Regions from separate parts of the Homo sapiens genome. Here region 2 is linked to region 1. Evidence: chromatin contacts called from ENCODE Hi-C or POLR2A ChIA-PET data. All regions are on one chromosome and are shown on one strand. Each heading gives the region's core, a stretch centred on a gene start or an enhancer-like site at or near the end of the contact. The rest is flanking DNA. Distances are from core to core; before and after follow the strand shown. Region 1 overlaps NFIB-AS1 (NFIB antisense RNA 1). Region 2 overlaps NFIB (nuclear factor I B).

Evidence for each region. Hi-C counts contacts between places; a loop is a spot of excess contacts on that map. ChIA-PET counts read pairs that join two places held with the same protein, here RNA polymerase II (POLR2A). Pooled maps may share reads with other maps.
Region 2: a loop to region 1 is called in a map of Right ventricle myocardium inferior, with 2.2 times the contacts of the local background. The contact joins two enhancer-like sites. A Hi-C loop is called at or near these places in 1 of 168 maps with a recorded cell type or tissue (Right ventricle myocardium inferior), 1 of 37 single-sample maps with no recorded cell type and 6 of 50 pooled maps. POLR2A ChIA-PET finds 5 or more read pairs at or near these places in 1 of 52 experiments (A549).

What each region holds. Positions count from the first base shown.
Region 1 is chr9:14,347,903-14,354,378 of GRCh38, forward strand. The region is part of intron 1 of NFIB-AS1 (NFIB antisense RNA 1); the gene reads left to right. It also overlaps a transcript of NFIB not described here. Among named protein-coding and RNA genes, the nearest start is that of NFIB-AS1, 34 kb to the left of the region's middle. RefSeq lists an enhancer at 900-1,399. Within about 2 kb of position 3,474, at least 10 of the 41 ENCODE cell types and tissues checked have a DNase peak (open chromatin) inside an H3K27ac peak, as active enhancers do.
Region 2 is chr9:14,248,904-14,255,379 of GRCh38, forward strand. All of the region lies in intron 2 of NFIB (nuclear factor I B), which reads right to left. Among named protein-coding and RNA genes, the nearest start is that of NFIB, 62 kb to the right of the region's middle. RefSeq lists a silencer at 2,467-2,761. Within about 2 kb of position 2,913, at least 20 of the 41 ENCODE cell types and tissues checked have a DNase peak (open chromatin) inside an H3K27ac peak, as active enhancers do.

The DNA.
Region 1 (6,476 bases), core at 2,224-4,723:
GGGAGCTTTGGAGCGACGCGCGTAGTTTCGCGTCGCACGCGGTGTCTGGTCTCCGCGCACCACGTGCGCTCGCGGTCCTTGGCGGGGACGTTGGTGCTAGCGATCCGACAGAGCACCCAGGACTAGGTTTTTGTGATGCCCTAACCTGGGCATTTATGCTGGGGGCGGAACGAAGTCGCCCAACCCAAGTTCTCCCTGCACCCTGGGAAGGAAATGTGGTGCGCCCTCTGGGGCGTGAGGCCGCCGCGGCCCATTCTACACACCTACTGGCATTCCGCTTTTCCTTACTGTGCGCCAGGGGAAGGCATAATTCAATTATATCATACAACTGCAGCGCACCCTTTTCCTTTTTTGCTTTGAGGGGAATTTTCCAATTCCCAAATAAATACCTATGGCTCTAAAGCCGAGTTGGGTTCTGTAGTAACTACCGGGGGTGAAAAAAAAAAAAGACCCCAAATTGGCTGTGAGTTTACAGCCTGAAGCAGCTTATTTAGGCTCGCTGAGCGCCGTTCCAAACGGCAGGGCTCACGCTATTTCGGGAGAAGTTGGAGGGTGGAGAGAAAACAAGGTTATTTAAAGTGACTCCCAGAACGCAGCTTTCGTTCCTAGACTCTTTAGGTGTCAGTGCTTCGGCTCCAGTTTAGCACGGCACAGGCGGCCCAGCCTTTGATATTTAAGCCAGGCCAGCGCCCGGGTGAAACTACCTGTTGGGGGATTCTGCCGCCTGGAACCCTTCTTCTTCTGCGCAATACTGGCAGCAGTGGGATGGCTCTGGGGGTGCCACGCGAAGAGAGAGGGCGGAAGAGCCGGGAGCAGCGGACAGTCAGCTGCATGTGGCAGTGCCTAGCGAGCTGCTCCCGCGCCTCTGCTCGCTCTTTGAAAACTGGAAACAGCCCCCTGTGCTCTGTGCTGGGCCCCTGGCTGCGGAGATGGGCCCAAACTCGGCACGATTCTCTAAGTTCGGAAACCACGAAGCTTGCGCCTTCATGCGTGTCTAACATTAAAAACAAAAAAACCTCCTGGCGGCTTCCTGGGCTCCCGCCCCCACCTTGCGCTCCAACACCCGGCACTTTTCCCTGTACCGAAATTCACTTTACTACTTCTTGAAATTCGGAAAACTCCACCGACGCTTGGACTCGCTGCAACCCAGGGGCTGCCTAAAGCTCTCGCACGAGTTGCTTGAGGGAAATCACTCTCTGCTCTTGCGAGCAAACAGATCTCTGTATTTTTAAACAATCTAACTGAATGGGGGAGCGAAGCTAGCGAGGACAATTTGAGCAGTCTTTGTAGCCTGTTGGGAGAATTTTTGGAAGCTAGCGGGGTGGGGGTTTGGTCTCGCATGCGAACCTGTGGGAAGGACAGTTCAGGCTGGGCCCTGGGGCTGGAAGTCTCATTTGAGGAGCACACGGTCCCGAGAATGGCACGTATTTAACAACCTTCTTTAGGGCAAACTCTGCAACGGAGCCCGCCCGACATTAAATTTAGGGGGTGTGGAAGCGTAGACTGGGTTCAACCGGGAAATTTTCCCCGAGACGCCAAAGGCATTCCGCGTTATGTTTCCCATGCGGGTTTCTGCTTTTTGATAGCGAACCCCACTCCGTTTTGGGAGCAGCGAAATTTTGGAGAGCCCCAAAGCAGGGCTCGTTTGGGGTCCAAAGGGAAGAAAAGACTTGATCTGTGGCTGGGGAACAGCGGCACTTTATTTCCTGGGGCATGCACTTACATTCCCTACGGCCACAAAGCACCCAGCTGAAAACGAAATGTGGGCAAATATTAGGTAACTACGGAGAAGGAGGGAAGTTAGCCTCATCTTGTTTAGGATACTCGCTTTAACAGCGAGGACTGATGGGCTATGCGGAAAAAAGAATTTATTAGTGACAATTTCTTGCATAGGGATGAGAGTTGAGACTTCGAGCTAAAAGACGGCTCAGAACGCTTCCCGCGCGGCAGTCCCCCGCCTCCCTTAAAAAAAGTCATCCTGTCAATATTGGCTCTTAAGTCACACCCCCATTACCGGTCCACAGTGGCATTTCCCTTCCCCGTGTGCCCCTTTCTATACCCACTCATCTGGGCTTTGGATTGCCCATGATCTCTCCCTGCCTGGAAAAACTCGTGCAAACTTGCCCTTCACCAGGCACGCACGCACGGGTGGGCTTTCCCCAGGAGGGTCGTTTGGCGGCCCCGGGGACCCTCCTGGGCCTGGGAAACCCGGAGTATTTTCCAGCGCTCAGCCTCGGTGCCTCTGTATTATTTCGGTTCAGTCCCAGGGGCCCCGACCCAAGGATAATAAACAATGCCGCTTATTAGAGATACAAACGGGCACAGAAAAGAACCACACGGAAAAGCAAAGCACAGAGGCATTTTAACAAGTGGTTAGGCATTCAGGGCAGCCTGCGAAAGTGACGCAAAATTAAAAACGAAGGGCGTTTCTCTAAGAAAAAAACAGACTTTCACAGAATGCAGATTTTGTTAAAACATGATGGTTGGAACTACGTTTAGTTTGGTTTTGCCTCTGGAGATCAGTCGGAGTTGTTGCTACCTGCCCTTGCCTCGCTGCAAATCGCCACCCCCGCTGCCCCCAATTCCTATAGGGCGAAAGACCTGGGTGGGGTGGGGGGGGAAGTTGGGGGTCTTCTAGCTGTTGGCATGCTCTGATACCGTTATTCCAGATCTCTCAAGAATTGAAAACACGACCTCCTCTTTAGGGAGGGACAACAGGGGCTTTAGGGGGAGATGTATAATATCAGGCGCTGCCAGATGATTCAGAGATACAAAAAAAATTCCTCTTTCTTTTTAAAATGTAAATGCAGATACCTTATGGGCGCTGATCGTGAGAGTGGGGGCTAGGGATTCCTCCCTGGGTGCGGGTGTAACCAATTTCTGGTCTGCCGATGGCCTTGGGAAAGGGCCTCCCATCTGCTTCCAACAACCCCCTTACAATGTCAGAAAATCTTCCTGCCTGCAAATATTGGCACAAAGCTGTTTCGACAGGCGGTGCTGCTTTAAATAGGAAGGAGACCGCGGGGCAAAAGAAAGTCGCGACCTTTCTACCCACTAGACTACCTGCCTCCTATCCCCCAAAGGCCAAGCTTTGGCAAAGGAGACTCGGAGGGAAATCTCCCGTTCTGAGTGGCGTAGGAAATGAATCAGCTGTGTGTTCCAGGAACAAATCTTTAGTTGGTTTTCAGGAGTTGGAGTGCATAAAAAATAGGTATCCCCAGACTAGCTGCTAAGCAGGGAGAGGATCATGTTTGGGCATCTGCACCTCCTATGGTCCAGTCTCCCCACTTTTTTTGGTTGTTGTTAAGATAAAGTTTATGCTGGAAGAAACTTCAGAGGTGCTTTAGCCCAATTCTCTTGGGCAGTGGGTTCCTTCTGACTTTGCCGAAAGTAATTTGTCCAAAGGGCAGCTCTGCTCCTGGATCTGCCTAGGGAGGCCTGGTCTCAACAGCGCCAGCCCTGTGCCCCATACAGAACTCTCATCCTAGGGAGCTGGGCTAGGGCTGGCTGTGTCCGGGCCAGGGATGCCTGGACCTTGAATCACACCCCTTCTGCCTACCAAGGGCATCTCCCCTGTCAGGAAATGATCGTGGTGCCAACTGCACTCAAGGAACACCTCAAACCTTCTTTTCTCACCTCCCATCCTACGCTGATGGCCCTATACTGTTCACACATTGTTTCCTGATTTAATTTCTGTACTTGCTTTAGAACTTATTCAGCTATCTCCAGCCCTTTCTGTCTATCCTAGATGACAACTTCTCCTAGAAAGAGTTTCTGTCTGATGAACTCAAACTTAAGAAGCCTCCCTTGCAAAGACTGTGACTGAATTTTAGAAGGTATCTCAGGCATTTTGGGTGGTGAGCATGTTGTCCTGTCCTTCTCACCATTTTTCAAATCAAGTGGCTTGTGTCTCATTGCTTTACAGATAAAGAAACTGAGGCACAGATTCCTTCCTATGCAGGCCTTTGAAAAGCAGCTACTATGTTTACATAGATTCCAAGGGACTTGACTTACTAAAAGGCATACATGGATCTGAGAGCAGAGTGTGCCACAGACCCCGGGTCTCTTGATTTGAGGTCCCATTTGCCCACAGTTCTGACGGAAGTATATAGCTAACAATAAACTACTGTTGAGTGAGCATCAACTGTGCACCAGACCACGTACCATGCCAGATATGTTACATAAGTCATCTTTGCAGCAACGCTAAAGAGCATCATTAACCCCAATAAAATTTTAAAAATAAAATCATAAAAGGAACACATGCGTAAATCCAGATACTTCAAATAATAGAAAACAGCATAAAATGAAAGTAAAAGTCTCCTACCCTGCTCCGTCTCCTGGAATTACACTGATTTTTTCATTTTTTTTTGGTGATGTATTTGTATATATAATAGATGTTATCATTATTTTATGAGTGTGGAGTTGGGAGGCTCACCACCAAGATAACAAACCATGGCTACCTGTCTCCGGGCTCAGCACTTCCCGGTACTCTACATTAGCTAAGATGAACGTGGAAATAAAGAAGTGAGCGAGGCCACAGGTAAAAAGAAGAGTCGGGTCAGAATTGACATCACCGCTTCTTTTGCACTGTTCCTCCTGCCCCTGCCTGGCTCCTGAGACCACAGGCTCCCTCAGTGTATGTAATCTGATGATCTTCTATGGTGGCTGCATTTCTTCCAGGCCTTGGTGCAATTGGACAAGCAAGTGTTTCCATGCTCTGTCACCCGGGCCCTCAGTGCTGTTTCTACGCTGTACTAGGTCTGGTCCTGAGGCAAGCCTCTAAGCTTTAGATTTCACTGCTTATCTCTCAGCGTTGTTGAGAGGCTCCAATAACAGACAGGGAAAGGACTGTGTAAACTTGGAATCTCTCTATGTAAACATACAGCTGCTTTTCAAAGGCCTGCATAGGAAGGACCCTGTAGCCTTTCCCTCTGGAACAGAGGAGTTTCAGGAGTCTTTGTGAAAGAGTACGTTTTTGACATCTGAGGGTTTGCATTGTGTCCGTTTGTGTCTATAGGGGCAGGGTTAGGAGTATGTCTTAAAGTAGAAGAGGATGCTCATTTATTACTGAATCTTTGGAATCAGGAGACTTTGGCAAGGGTCAAGTGGATTTCTTTCTGCTGGAGGGCACACAGAGGCAAGCTGGTGGGGTTACAAGGAGGCAGTTATCCTGCTTGGGGTGCACCATGGGTTGGTGAGAATGGCAGAGGTATGGTGAAGGTGCTGCAGCCTGTCCCTTTGGGTAGGTAGCTACTACCAAAGGCTGTCCTTAGACTGTAGGGGCAGACAGAGGGTGGTGAGGGATAGGTCCAGGCCGCGTGAGCTTCCCAGACATGTTATTTAATTTGTGATTGTTTTTGTGCGTGGAAAGGGGAGGGATATTAGAGGATAGATGTGACAGTTCTTCTGGGAAGCTGGTCCTGTTCTATAGGGTTCTTCATTCAGGAAGAATAGCCAAAAACATCCTGAGTTCAGAGGCCTGCAAGTGAGAACAAATGGTGGACCACTGCTAGGGTGTCCTTGGCAGAGCGGGGGAGCTCCTGGAGAGGGGTCTCTGAACTGCTGCATCCCTGCACCCTGAGAATCTGAGCATGAGGAGGAAGCAGAAAATGGCTTTAAGGCGAATGAAGGGGGCTGGGGAGTGGGCTGGTTCCAATGAGAGAAACTGAAAGGAGGGAAGTCAGATTTTTCTTGACGGCCCAGTCTGGCTTCATTCTTCAATACCTGTCAGGACAAAGGCTGCTGCGCCCCCTGGTGTCCGACTGGCCGCCGATGCCTGCGAGCTGACGTGGAGACCCGCAGGCGGTGAGACCCGGGGACCAGCTGGAGGAGTCCACGGGTCAGATGCCTTTTCTTCCATTTGCTAAGGGAGTTGAAGTTGAAATAGCCGTTGCTTTGTCCGTTCTAGAGTCCAAATAGAGACTCTAGTGGAGAGCGAGAGGGGTTTTGTCTTTTTTTTTTTTTTTTTTTGCATGCAATTGAGGCTGACAGGACAATGCCTGTTTAGAAGTAGCCTGGTGCAGTGGAAAGTACGCTCATCTGAAAGAAAAGACCTGCATTTTAGGTGGAGAGCTGATCTGGGGCAAATCACTTAAAATGTTCCAACCTCCCCTTCCTTCTCTAAAAACCAAAGGGGTTACAGTAAGATGTCTGTAAGGTGTTGTCTGAACTCTAATGTTGATTGGGATTGATTAAATCACTAATACACCGCACCCTATTTTCTCAGAGCCTTGCAAATTTGACATTATTTTTTCAATCTACAGGCAGGTGCAAATGTTATGTTTCAGCATCATGAGTTCCCTAATTGTGAGCAAAGATTTTAGTGTCTCCTTTCCTTTTAAAAATAAAAAAATAGCTCTTTTGAGCACAGAACCTCCCTCACCACCACCTTTTGTGGAGCCTCCTGCAAGAAAGCTGCAGAGTGAACAGGGCTTCAGTCTCTGCTCTGTTTCTTTTAAAAATAAAGTACTAAAGTA
Region 2 (6,476 bases), core at 1,663-4,162, 100 kb before region 1:
GCATAGGAAGAGAATCAGAGAAACATTCCCAGTTACATCATTTGAACACCTGAATCAAACTGTACCTGCAGATAAACTGGACTTTTAAATTACATCAGAGAATAATCTCCCTTTCTCACTTCAGTCTGTATAACTTCAGTTTCTTACACTTGCAATTAATATACAAACCAAATAGCAGCAAGAATTTGACACCTTTCAGTGACCAAAAGGACCACTGAAATAAGAACTTAGTGATAAGAAATACCTTTCATTAAATTCTCACTGTACGTCAACTAAATATTTCAAATTTAGTATTTCCAATTACATAAACTGAGGATGGGGGTAGATATTATTATCTCTGCTTTACTGATAAGCAAATTATGAGTCAAAGAGCTTAAACAAATTGCCCAAGTTTAAATAGTAAGTGGTGGAGATGAGATACTACCTAAGATTTAGCTTTTTTCTTTTCTTAAGTATTACCAAGAAATAGTATTACTCGGAAATCTCACATATTTATAAGATCCCTTTGTTTTATGCTCTTATAGCATCATGTGCCTTTTCACCAAATGATTCACCACAATTGTTCATTCTACTTTTTTTTAAGATTGCGTCTCACTGTTGCCTAGGCTAAAGTGCATTTTTGTGATCCTTTGATTTGGGAAATTGTTTTCTCCCATTATCTTATAAACTTCCTCAGTTTACGTCTATCATGATTATTGCATATCATTGTGCATTCACTGACAATAGTAGATACTTAGCAAGTACTGTAAAAAAATAGAAAGGAAGGAAGAGAGAGAGGGAGGGAGGGGAGAAGAAGAGAGGAAGGAAGGAGAGTAAAGGGAAAAGAAATGAGGAAGGAGGGAGAGGGCAGAAGAGAGAATGGAAAAGTGAGAGGGGAAGGTAATTCCACAACCCCTTCACCACCCTTAAGCCCTTTCTTGAGATAATTTAGGGCCTAGCAATAGACAGTGGTGACACTGTCCTCATGCAAAGGGATAAATAGAGGAATTCCGGAACAAGGCAGGAATATCATCATAAATGCCAAAGTCTTGTGGATACCATTTCTGACTCCCCCAAAACCCCACACAGTAGGAACAAACATGATAAAAAGTTTCACCTATTCCTAACTCCTTGTTCAAAACCCCTCGAGTCTCTTTCTTCTTTTCTTGATAAGTCTTAGGGTAACACACCAAGTTTTAAAACTCAGTTACAAATTTGCCCTTAACTGAGCATCTGAAAGGTTATCACGCAGGATTTTTAGCTCTAACAGGGAGGAGGGTCTTTTGAGTTTATGGCCTGTTGAGCACTTTTGTGCTGAGTCAAGGAAGATAAGAGGAGTGGGAAACAGGAAGAATCCATTAGACAGTGTCTGTGCATATAATATCTTTTTTTGTTTTCTTTATGTAAGTTCTCTGATGGACAATAATGTCCCCAGGTAGCTAATGTCACAAACCTCTTAAACATGAGAGAGAAATTGTACCATTTCTCAAAGGCAGCTTTTTGGAAGGGAAGATCAAAGAGGAGGCAGAATTAAAGCCTTAGCTCAAAAGGAAGACAGATTTCCAAAACTTCAGCTTTTGCCATTAAAACTTTCAGGTGTGTCCCAAGATAAATGATACATCATTGGCTACTACATCCCCACAGTGGCCTCACTACTACCTCAATTTGATTTTGTGAAGGAGTGCTGAAGCACTATCAAAGAACTTTGGTGTTCCCTTGCTTATGTCATAGTTACCTAGAGAAAAGAGAGTATGCCTTAGGAAATATTCCAGTTTAAAGCAACATTAAACATACCAAATTCATCACCGGGATTACAGTATATAGAATATTTTAAGTCAACCTGTATATCTCTGTCAATTATATTTTATTTTAACTATGTGAGAGAAGGAATAAAAGTTACTAAGGTATCACCTTTTCTAGTAAAAGATAACCAAATAAATCCATTGAGAAGTCACGTTTATTCAAAAGAATTGGTTTCTCTGGACTTATGACATTTGAGTATAGTACCTCCTTTCTTCTAGAATACTCTGAGTTAATAAAAGTTTTTTTGAAAATGAAATCCATGGGTATGTGTCATAATAAGTAAATACTAAATGCTTGTAGTTTTTCAGAGACTTTTCTTAGGTGATGTCTATTCCTGAAGTATGATCAGAATGCAACATCTAACATTTTACATAATTAAAGATTATAGTATTTTGTTTTAAAAAGCAAACTAGAAACCTCAAGAAAAACCTATCCACTGGCATTCCTTTGAAACATACATACAAAGAACTTTACGGTGTTTTTCCTTGCCTTTGGGTGTTTGTTTTACAAGAGAGGAACTCCAGGTGCAATCACTGAATGAGGAATTAGAACCTCCCTCCAAGCTTTCATCTGATTGCATACCAACACATAACGAAGGACATGATATATTTACAGTAGCTAAAGAGTTAATCTTTAGCAACTCTGCTTAAAAATCCTAATGGCAGACTGCCCATCATTCTTTTAGACAGAGCTTGTCAGAAAAACTAGGGCAGCTTGTCCAGCTCAGCAGTCAACTGATTACTAGTGAACTCAATGGGGCTCCCAGCCAACCCCTGAGATTGCTGCCAGCCCCTTGGGTATTCAAAGGCCAAGTTCCAATGTGGTTTACTTTGCCAGAATCACATGATGTCAGTGCTATTTTCTCCTGACCAGAATAACCAGTCATTCAGGTTACTGCAAGTGGTATCGGTGAACTAGGCATCACTTCACTGTTAGAGGTCACATACACACCAAGGCTCTGCTCCTTCTCACCACGGCCGAGGGGCCACTGGAGCCTCCTGCAGGAGGTCAGCTAATCCCAGTTTGTCAGTTCCAGCCACCCAAATCCTGCACGGGCATCCTGCACACCGCAGTCTGCTCCAAGGACCAGGAATTACACAGGCGTGCTGCACATGGCACACTTAGAGAACAAAACAAACAGGTCCAACTTTTATAAAGAACAAGCTGGAGAGGAAAACAACAGAAAACTGGTTTTGGCTTTCACTTATATTATATTACTCGAGGTTTAGTAGGCAAGCCACACAAATTCTGTGGGATTTAGTCACCGTTATCCACCTATGCCCACATTCTTTGCATGGTAGTAAGACATTAATTAATTTTTACATCTATCAGGAGATTTTTCAGTTGCTACAGGATTTGCAAGGGTACATGCATGTAAGGAGTAGCCAGTTTTTAAAACTGTGATTACCCTTATCTTTCGGTGAGAGAAAGTATTTCACTCCCTAATGCAGAGAATTAAAAAACAAGATCCACTTTTTAATCTTTCTTCCTCCAGAAGAAAATACAAACATCAGGAATAGCAAACGGGCTGATATGGCTGGTGGACTCTGTTTTCAAAGTCTTGAACATATTTCCCAATGCCTTAAAAACCTTGAAATATTTTTAATATTCCTCATTACTTCTATGGCACTTTGCATTTATTTATATGAATTCATTTTAAAAACTCACTTTAAAGAGACTAAATCTTTAAAATATGACATTTAAAAATACTGTAGATTTTCTATATCATTATATTTATAGTTTTTCATCCTTTCTTTTTTCTGTCAGTAAAGTAATAAAGTTTTAACTGCTGAGAAATAATGGGCAGCAAGGTAAAGAAGTGTCATGATTTTTAAACATTTGTATTTGTTAAAAAAAACAGAAACTGCTTCAGTTATAATATGTAAAAGAAAAAGAACTGTAATGACTGCAGTAACTACTATTACGTAAAAGACAATACATGTTTCAGAAATAATAGAGTCAATGAACTATCTGTTACTACTGGATACATCCTTATTAATATTACCTTGGGGAAACCTCTAAGCAAAGTGAGAACAAGATCACGAGAACAGGCGTCTTAAGATCTACTGATGCAGCTTTACATGTTCCTGCCATACAACTTTGTGGAGGAAAAAAAAATAATGTCTTTCCATCTCCTGCAGCAAAATATTGCACCCATGACGGTCACCCGTATTAAACTCAGGTAAACTTCTACAAGAAGTCCATCTGTCAAGGAAATTGTACAGTAAGAAAAGACTGGTGATGGATGCATGGAAGGAAGGAAAGGAGGGAGGAAGGAAGGAAGGGAGGGAGGGAGGGAGGGAAGGCAGGTTGGTTTCTACAAAGAAAAAAAAGACCAAAAACAATTATTTTTACATCAATGCTTCATAATTTTCATTCATTCCATCCATGAAGAAAGTTTAAGCAGATCTGCAACAACTTCAAAGCCAATGTTATCATGTTTTTCAATCAAAATCAGGTGCTACAGTTAGTGTTCCCTGATGGTTACAGCTCATCTTTGACTATTCAACATGTCTTTTGTCCTGGTCTTTTATTTCCTTCTCAGATGCATCATATCCTACTGCTAACATAACATCTTTAACGAACTAACAAATGTTTGAAAGAAAGAGACTTGCTAGATACAAGTTCTCTGGTGCAAAGGGACTGAGTGGTCACCACCAATTAGATTATAGCGGGATAATTTCACAGTTCTCGAGATGATTGTTTCAAGGAAGGCTGGAAATGTACAGAGGCAGAATAGCCTGGAAGTGTGTGGTTTTCTCTAAGCAGACCAAAACAGCCCACAAAACTCCCAGAAGGAAAAAAGCAAGTGAGATTTCGATCCTTTGGCAATGAAGAAATAATGCACAAATAAAATGTTTTAGCCTAGCACAGGGGCTCACACCTGTTAGTCCCAACTACTTGGGTGGCTGAGGCGGGAGGATTGCTTAAGCTCAGGAGTTAGGGACCACTCTGGGCAATACAGTGAGACCCCATTTCCAAAAATAATTTTTTAATAAAAAAAAGAAAAAAATGTTTAAAATGAAGTTGTCAGAAATACTCTTTTGAGACTACGTAATAACCTGGGTGCTGCCTCTAGGTATCTTTGCGGAATTGTTACAGTAAGTAAAACTCTCTCAAGCCAACATTCATGGCTCTCCATGAAGTAATCTCTATTTATTTTTTTCACGTGGCCTCCAGCACATCATGGGTCTTGTATTCCAGCTACACTGGATAACTTCTTGTACATTTTCCTGCCCTTTGACTTTTGCTCATGCTGTTCCCCTGGTCTAAATGCCTCCCCAGCACTTGACAAAACCCGTCTTTTAAAGTCAGTTAAAAACATAATTTCTCAGGCCAGTCATGGTAGCTCATGCCCGTAATCCCAGCACTTTGGGAGGCTGAGGCAAGCAGATAACTTGAGGCCAGTAGTTTGAGACTAGCCTGGCCAACATAGCAAAACCCCATTCTAGTAAAAGTACAAAAATTAGCCAGGCATGATGGCACACACCTGTAGTCCCAGCTACTCAAGTGGCTGAGGCATAAGAATCGCTTGAACCTGGGAGGTAGAGGTTGCAGCGAGCCATGATCACACCACTGCACTCCAGCCTGGGCAACAGAGTGACACTGTCTCAAAAAAAACAAAACAAAACAAAACAAAACAAAACAGCATTTCTCCATAAGATGCTCCCTCCACCCCTAGAACCAGATATGAGCTCCTCCACTGCATCTCAGTAGCTTCACATTTATACAGTACTTCTCTTAAACACTGACTTGATATGGGCTTGCGTTACTTACTGATCTTATCCCTCCACCAGACATAAGCACATAAGCATGGAGACACGCATCTTCAGGGATGTGCACTCAATAATCGTTTGCTGATTTGAAGTGAAATGATGAGGCTAATTTATTTTACAGTACTCCCGTGCACTGGTTCTCTAATAGCTGCTCAAAGGCCCTCCACTGATCCAAAAGCCCATCTGCTATAATATTAGTGTTAATAATGATACATAGGTTCCTGAGATAAATAATTTAATTATCACATGCTTATTAGGGTCTCACCAAGAGCAGAGCCATTTACCTCTTTATTTGAATAAGACTTCTGAAAAATGCTTTGTAGTTGGGATTCTGTGTGTGTGTGAATCTATGCATGTGCATATATGTGCATTTACAAGCAAGGTCTAGAGGCCTAAATAATAATAATGATCTTTTGCTCCTCTTCAGTGAACTTCAGACAAGTACCTTAAAGCTACAAGCTTTAAAGTATTAGCTTATGAAAGCGCCAACCATGCTTCCAAATTTCAAAACAAAATAACCTTCGCTAAGTCAGGAAGATCACTTGAGGATGGGAATTCACCACCAGCCTGGGCAACATAGCAAGACCCCATCTCTTCAAAATAAAAATAAAAATAGCCAGGTGTGGTGGCGCATACCTGTAGTCCCAGTTTCTTGGGAGGCTAAAGTTGGAGAATCACTTGAGCCCAGGAGTTCGAGGCTGCAGTGAGCTATGATCACACCACTGAACTCCAACAAGGATGACAAAGTGAAACCCTGACTCAAAAAAAGAAAGAAAGAAAGAAAAAAGAAACTTGGCTGAACCATGAGGAGTTAACACTTGGACATTTTTTGATTCTGCAACTGTAAAAGAATCTTGCTGAATTTGTTGAACTTGTGTCTCTAACAGATTACTGACATTTCCTTAATGTAAGATCACC